2 separate regions of the Homo sapiens genome follow, and region 1 is linked to region 2. A link is a contact called in ENCODE Hi-C data. All regions are on one chromosome and are shown on one strand. Each heading gives the region's core, a stretch centred on a gene start or an enhancer-like site at or near the end of the contact. The rest is flanking DNA. Distances are from core to core; before and after follow the strand shown. Region 1 has its middle 28 kb from the start of TMEM130. Region 2 has its middle 25 kb from the start of NPTX2.

Region 1 (3,064 bases), core at 105-2,604, 200 kb before region 2:
GCCAACGGGCCGAGGAGGCTCCAGGGTCATCAGGCAGGGAATGGGTCAGAGTCTCTTAAACTGAGCTACCCTAATCCCCAAGGGATCCATGGAGAGCATTGAGGTACTTGGATGGGAAAAATTACATCTTTATTTATGTATTTGTTTAGAGACAGGGTCTTGCTCTGTCCCCCAGGCTGGAGTGCAGTAGTGTGATCACAGCTCACTGCAGCCTCGAACTCCTGGGCTCAAGCGATCCTCCCACCTCAGCCTCCCAAGTAGCTGGTACCACAGGTGTCCATTGCCACACCCAGCTGACTTTTAAATTTTCTGTTGAGACGGGGTCTTGCTATGTTGCCCAGGCTGGTCTCAAACTCTTGGCCTCAAGCAATCCTCCTGCCTTGGCCTCTCAAAGTGCTGAGATTATAGGTGGCTAATTTTTTAAGAAAGTTTTTGTAGAGATAGGGGTCTTGCTGTGTTGCCCAGACTGGTCTTGAACTCCTGGCCTCAAGTGATCCTCCTGCCTTGGCCTCCCAAAGTGCTAGGATCACAGGTATAAGTCACCACACCTGGCTAATTAAAAAAAATTTTTTTTGTAAAGATGGGGTCTTGCTGTGTTGCCCAGGTTTGTCTCGAACTCCTGGCCTCAGGTGATCCTCTTGCCTCAGCCTCCTGAAGTGCTGGGATTATAGGTGTGAGCCAGTGTGTCCAGCACTATTTTATATTATGCTTTTGAAAACATTATTCTGAGAAGAGGGCTTGACTTGACTTAAAGGGGTTCATAGTGCCAAAAATTTCATCAGTAGGTGTTTTCCTTTATATAAAATTTCATCAGTAGGTGTTTTCCTTTATATATATATATATGTATGTATGTATGTGTGTGTGTGTATATATATATATATATTTATTTATTTATTTGTTGAGACGGAGTCTTGCTCAGTCACCCAGGCTGGAGCGCAATGGCGCGATCTCAGCTCACTACAACCTCTGCCTCCCGGGTTCAAGAAATTCTCCTGCCTCAACCTCCCAAGTAGCTGGGATTACAGGCACCCGCCACCATGCCCGGCTAATTTTTATATTTTTAGTAGAGACAGGGTTTCACTGTGTTAGCCAGGCTGGTCTTGAACTCCTGAGCTCAGGGTGATCCGCCCGCCTTGGCCTCCCAAAGTGCTGGGATTACAGGCCTCCCAAAGTGCTGAGATTACACCCTGTAAGTGTTTTCTAGAGAGGCCCACATAGGCAATGAGGGGTGATGGAGGACACTACTTTCTGGGGGCCTTAGAAGATCTAGGAGATGAAGTGCCAGGGCCCCAAGCCATCTGCATGCTGTGCCCAGTATGTCCAGCAGGTGGCAGTGTCTGACCGGCTATGCTTTCTGCAGGCTCCCAGCCTCTGCCAGGTGCACCGGGGGGCATGGCGGGCAGAGGGGCATGGATGGGCAGGGTCCTGGCATTGCAGCACCTGCCGACACACCTGCATGAACACACAGGCACACTGTACGCACACACATATACTCACATTCACATTGGTGAAACAGCCAAGCTGGCAACCAACTTCTAGAACCTTCAGCCCCTTCCAGGACAGAAGACATTCCTGGGACTCTGGCCCTTGAGAAATCTTTTCAGAAGAGGAGGTCACTTTTGTTTTGCCTCTTCTTTTTCTTGCCCAATAGCTTTTCCGAGAAATCTACAGGTCAGCATGAGTCAACAGCTACAGCCACAAGATAGTTTGACTGTGGGTTGAGGAAATGGAGATCTGTGTTCCAGCCTGGCTCTGTGACCTTGGGCCAGCCACTGAATCTGTCCAAGCTTTTGTTTTTTCATGTTGTACCATGTGGATAAAGAGGGAACTCGCTGTAATCTCAGCACTTTGAGAGGCCAAAGTGGGAGGATCGTTTGAGGCCAGGAATGTGAGACACAGCCTGGGCAGCACAGCGAGACCCCATCTCTACAAAAAATAAAATTAAAAAAATTAGCTGGGCATGATGGTGGGTGCCTGTAGTCGCAACTACTAGGGAGGCTGAGGTAGGAGGATTGCTTGAGCCCAGGAGTTGGAGGCTGCAGTGACCTAGGATCACACCACCGCACTCCAGCCTAGGTGGCAGAGCAAGACCCTGTGTCTTTAAAAAAAAAGAGAGAGAGAGAGAAAAAGAGGGAAAGGGTGCGTTGGTGTGTTTTTCTAGGCATTCATTCAGGAAACATTGTGGAGGCATCCACAGCTCGCTGCCCTCGGGACCCAGCAGAGCCTAGATACCTGCCCATTTTTTCCCAGCTTGTTGACCATCATGAATCACACAACTCAGCAATTAAAAGATAACCCACTTTAAAAAAAAATGGGCAAAGGACTTGAATAGACATCTAGCCAAAGAAAATATACAAATGGCCAATAAGCCCATGGAAAGATGCACGATGTCATTGGTCATTAAGGAAATGCAAATCCAAACCACAATGAGACACCACTTCATACCTCCTAGGGCTGTTGATTCTATAGGAAGAAGTGTGAAGAGAGACTGAGGGAGCGGCCCACCTCCTCCCTGACCCCCTTTCCAGACTGTGCTGTATTTTCCAGCTGGGAATGGAAGATTCTATAGGAAGAGGTGTGAAGAGAGACTGAGGGAGCTGCCCACCTCCTCCCTGACCCCCTCTCCAGACTGTGCTGTATTTTCCAGCTTCTCACCGGCTCTACATGTGACCCACAGCAACCCTTGCCCTATAGTCTCCCGAGCTGAGCTTCTCACTGGGGAGGGGAAGCTCCTAAGTGAACTCCTCCCTCTGCAGGCATCTTTCTGACCTGTTTTCTGCTGGGCATTGGGGACAGTGGCTCAGAGGCGTGCAAGTCCCGGCTGCCACTCCCTTCCATCAGATGATGGGGATCAGCTGCTTCAGGGCCCCGGAGCAGGGTTGTGGTGGGGAGATGAAGGAGGGAGGGAGCAGAGGCCACCAGCTGGACCCCTGCATGAGATCCTGGGGAGAGCAGGGAGGCCTTTGGGGATCCCGGGTGCATTAACCACTTGGTGCCACTGTCGCCACCTCGGCTCTGGACAGCTGCTCATTCCGGGGCTGCCACCACTGTGGACGGCGTGATC
Region 2 (2,806 bases), core at 242-2,741:
GTCTGGTCTCTTTCCTGCATTTCCTTCTCCAACCCTGAGGCATTCTAGGTTCTGGGGTTGTGTACTGTAGAATAACTGTGTCATCTCCCATACGCTGAGTATATGCTGCATGCTGGGCCCTGGGGGAGTCCCTTCCTTGCCATGATAGCCAAACTCACAGCAGGAACTGGGGGCCAGAGATGGCCCCAGCCATCTCTGCCACCTGGTATTCACAGCCTCTCATATATTGTAATAAGGTTAGTCTGTGTGACCAGTACAAGACAGTAGAAGTGAGGGCATGTCTTCAAAGGCTAGGTCATAAACCACATTACGCTTTCTCAGATTGCTCACCCTGGGAAGCCAGCTGCCCTGTCATGAGCAGCCCTTTGTGTTTTTTTTTTTTTTTTTTTTTTTTTAGAGACAGGGTCTTTCTCTGCAGCCCAGGCTGGAGTGCAGTGGTGCAATCATGGCTCACTGCAGCCTCAACCTCTGGGCTCAAGCGATCCTCCTACTTCAGCCTCCTGAATAGCTGGGACCATAGGTGCTCCACCATGCCTAGATAATTTTTTACTTTTTGTAGAGATGGGGTCTCCCTGTGTTGCCCAGGCTGGTCTGGACCTCCTAAGCTCAAGCGATCCTCTCACCTCAGCCTCCTAAAGTGTTGGGATTACAGGCGTGAGCTACCACGCACTGCCGTGAGCAACCCTTTGGAGAGGCCCACGTTGTGAGGAACTGAGGCCTCCTGCCAACAGCCATGCGCAGAAGCCATCATGGAAAGGGCTCCTCCCACCCAGTCCAGTCTTCAGGACTGCAGCCCTGGCCAACTATTTTTTTTTTTTTTTTTTTTGAAGTGGAGTCTCACTCTGTCACTCAGCCTGGAGTGCAGTGGCACAATCTTGGCTCACCGCATCCTCTGCCTCCCAGGTTCAAGCAATTCTCATGCCTCAGCCTCCCGGGTATCTGGGACTACAGGCATGCCCCACCATGCCTAGTTTATTTTTGTATTTTTTTTTTTTTTTTTAGAGATGGGTTTTCACCATGTTGGCCAGGCTGGTCTCAAACTCCTGACCTCAAATGATCCACCTGCCTCGGTCTCCCAAAGTGCTGGGATTACAGGCATGAGCCAATGCTCCTGGTCCTGGCCAACATTTTGATTGTGACTTTATGAAAGACCCCTGAGCCAGAACTACCCAGCAAGGCCACTCCTGGACTCCTGACCCACAGAAACAGTGAGATATTAAACATTTGTTGTCTTCAGCTGGTAAGTTTTGGAGTCATTCGTTACGTAGCAACCAATAGCTAATACAGTCAGCTCCTTCAGTCCTCAGGAGAAGTCTCTGCTGTGTAAGACTATTGTTCTCCCTGGTCCAAGCAGAAAACAGCAGCTCACAATCACCCAAAGAGGAAGTTGTGCAGAGAAATGCAAACTTGAGGGTTTGCATCTGTTGGAGCTGGTGCCACATCAGACCTCTGGGCTTTCCATCCGTCGGCAACCATACCGCCCTACTCAGCAAGCGTGACCTAAGCTTGGAAGGCTTAACTCCTCAAAATAAGCCCACAAGGGTTCATCGCCCTGATTTCACAGATGAGCAAACACGTCAGACCACCACGACTCACTCAGGGTCGCACAGCTGGTGAGGAGGGGCGCCCTGCGGGAATTCAGTCACCTGGGTTTATTGGAGGCTGGTGCCCTGCTGTGCAGGAGTGGCACCTCTTCAGGGCAGGGAGGAATGCTGAGGTGTCTGCCCAAGGCTGGTCTTTGTGGTCTCAGGCTGTCCCCCAACTCCAGGGCTGCTGGGCCTGGTGAAAACCTGAAGATTCCCCTTCCACTTCCCCAAACCCTCAGCTGGCACAGAGCCTACAGCCTGGGGTGATGAGATGTGGTCACCTGCAGGACCGGGGTTTTAAGAAGCAGCTGTTTCCTGTGGTCTTGACTTTTAAAGAGGTTTCAAGTCCAACTTGGACCCTCAGCTCTGGGGATGCCTGTAACCATGGCAGCGGCTCACAACAGCAACAACAAATATTTGCTGAAAGAGAAAGAGCAGGGAGGGAGGGAGACAGCGAGGGAAGCAGGAGCATGGCTCACCCCTGGGCACCTGCAGATGGCTGGGGGGCTATCCCTAGGTTCCCAGGGGGCACTCAGATGCCTCCAGTAACAACTTTTCTACTATCCTGTGCCTGGGTGGAGAGTTTGTCTGTGGGGGTGTTGGGAGGTCCCATGCCCCGTCTTAAGCACTGTTTCCCCCAGGTCTCTGCATAAAATATGTCCCCAGGACATCATGTCCAGGACCAGACCTCAGGTGGGCCTCCCTTGACCTAATTATTCATGTGAACTTAGACAAGTCCTTTCTTTTACCAGAGCCTCAGTTTCCTCATCTGCGAAAGGGGAATAGCAAACTGGCCTGTGTTTTCAGAGGTGTGTGGCTAAAGTGAATTCCAGGCCAGGCACAGTGGCTCACAGCTGTAATCTCAGCGCACTGGGAGGCTGAGGCCGGAGGATCGCTTGAGGCTAGGAGTTTGAAGCAAGCCTGGGCAGCAAAGTGAGACACTGTCTCTATAAAAAATAAAAATAAATAATTTTTTTTTAAGAGGGAGTCTCACTCTGTCACCAAGGCTGGAGTGCAGTGGTGCAATCTTGACTCACTGCAACCTTCACCTCCTGGGTTCCAGTGATCCTCCTGCCTCCGCCTCCTGAGTAGCTGGGATTACAGGTGTGCACCACCAAGCCTGACTAATTTTTGTATTTTTAATAGAGATGGGGTTTCACCATGCTGGCCAGGCTGGTCTTGAACTCCTGGCCTCAGGTGATCCACTTGTCTCGGCCTCC

What was found. A loop is a pair of places that touch in the nucleus more often than their neighbours do. Pooled maps may share reads with other maps.
Region 1: a map of GM12878 shows a loop between it and region 2 (4-fold over the local background). The contact joins two enhancer-like sites. A Hi-C loop is called at or near these places in 1 of 168 maps with a recorded cell type or tissue (GM12878), 5 of 37 single-sample maps with no recorded cell type and 7 of 50 pooled maps.

The regions. Positions count from the first base shown.
Region 1 is chr7:98,840,206-98,843,269 of GRCh38, reverse strand. No RefSeq gene overlaps it. Among named protein-coding and RNA genes, the nearest start is that of TMEM130, 28 kb to the left of the region's middle. RefSeq lists an enhancer at 1,386-1,435. Within about 2 kb of position 1,354, at least 6 of the 41 ENCODE cell types and tissues checked have a DNase peak (open chromatin) inside an H3K27ac peak, as active enhancers do.
Region 2 is chr7:98,640,901-98,643,706 of GRCh38, reverse strand. No RefSeq gene overlaps it. Among named protein-coding and RNA genes, the nearest start is that of NPTX2, 25 kb to the right of the region's middle. RefSeq lists an enhancer at 339-398. Within about 2 kb of position 1,491, at least 2 of the 41 ENCODE cell types and tissues checked have a DNase peak (open chromatin) inside an H3K27ac peak, as active enhancers do.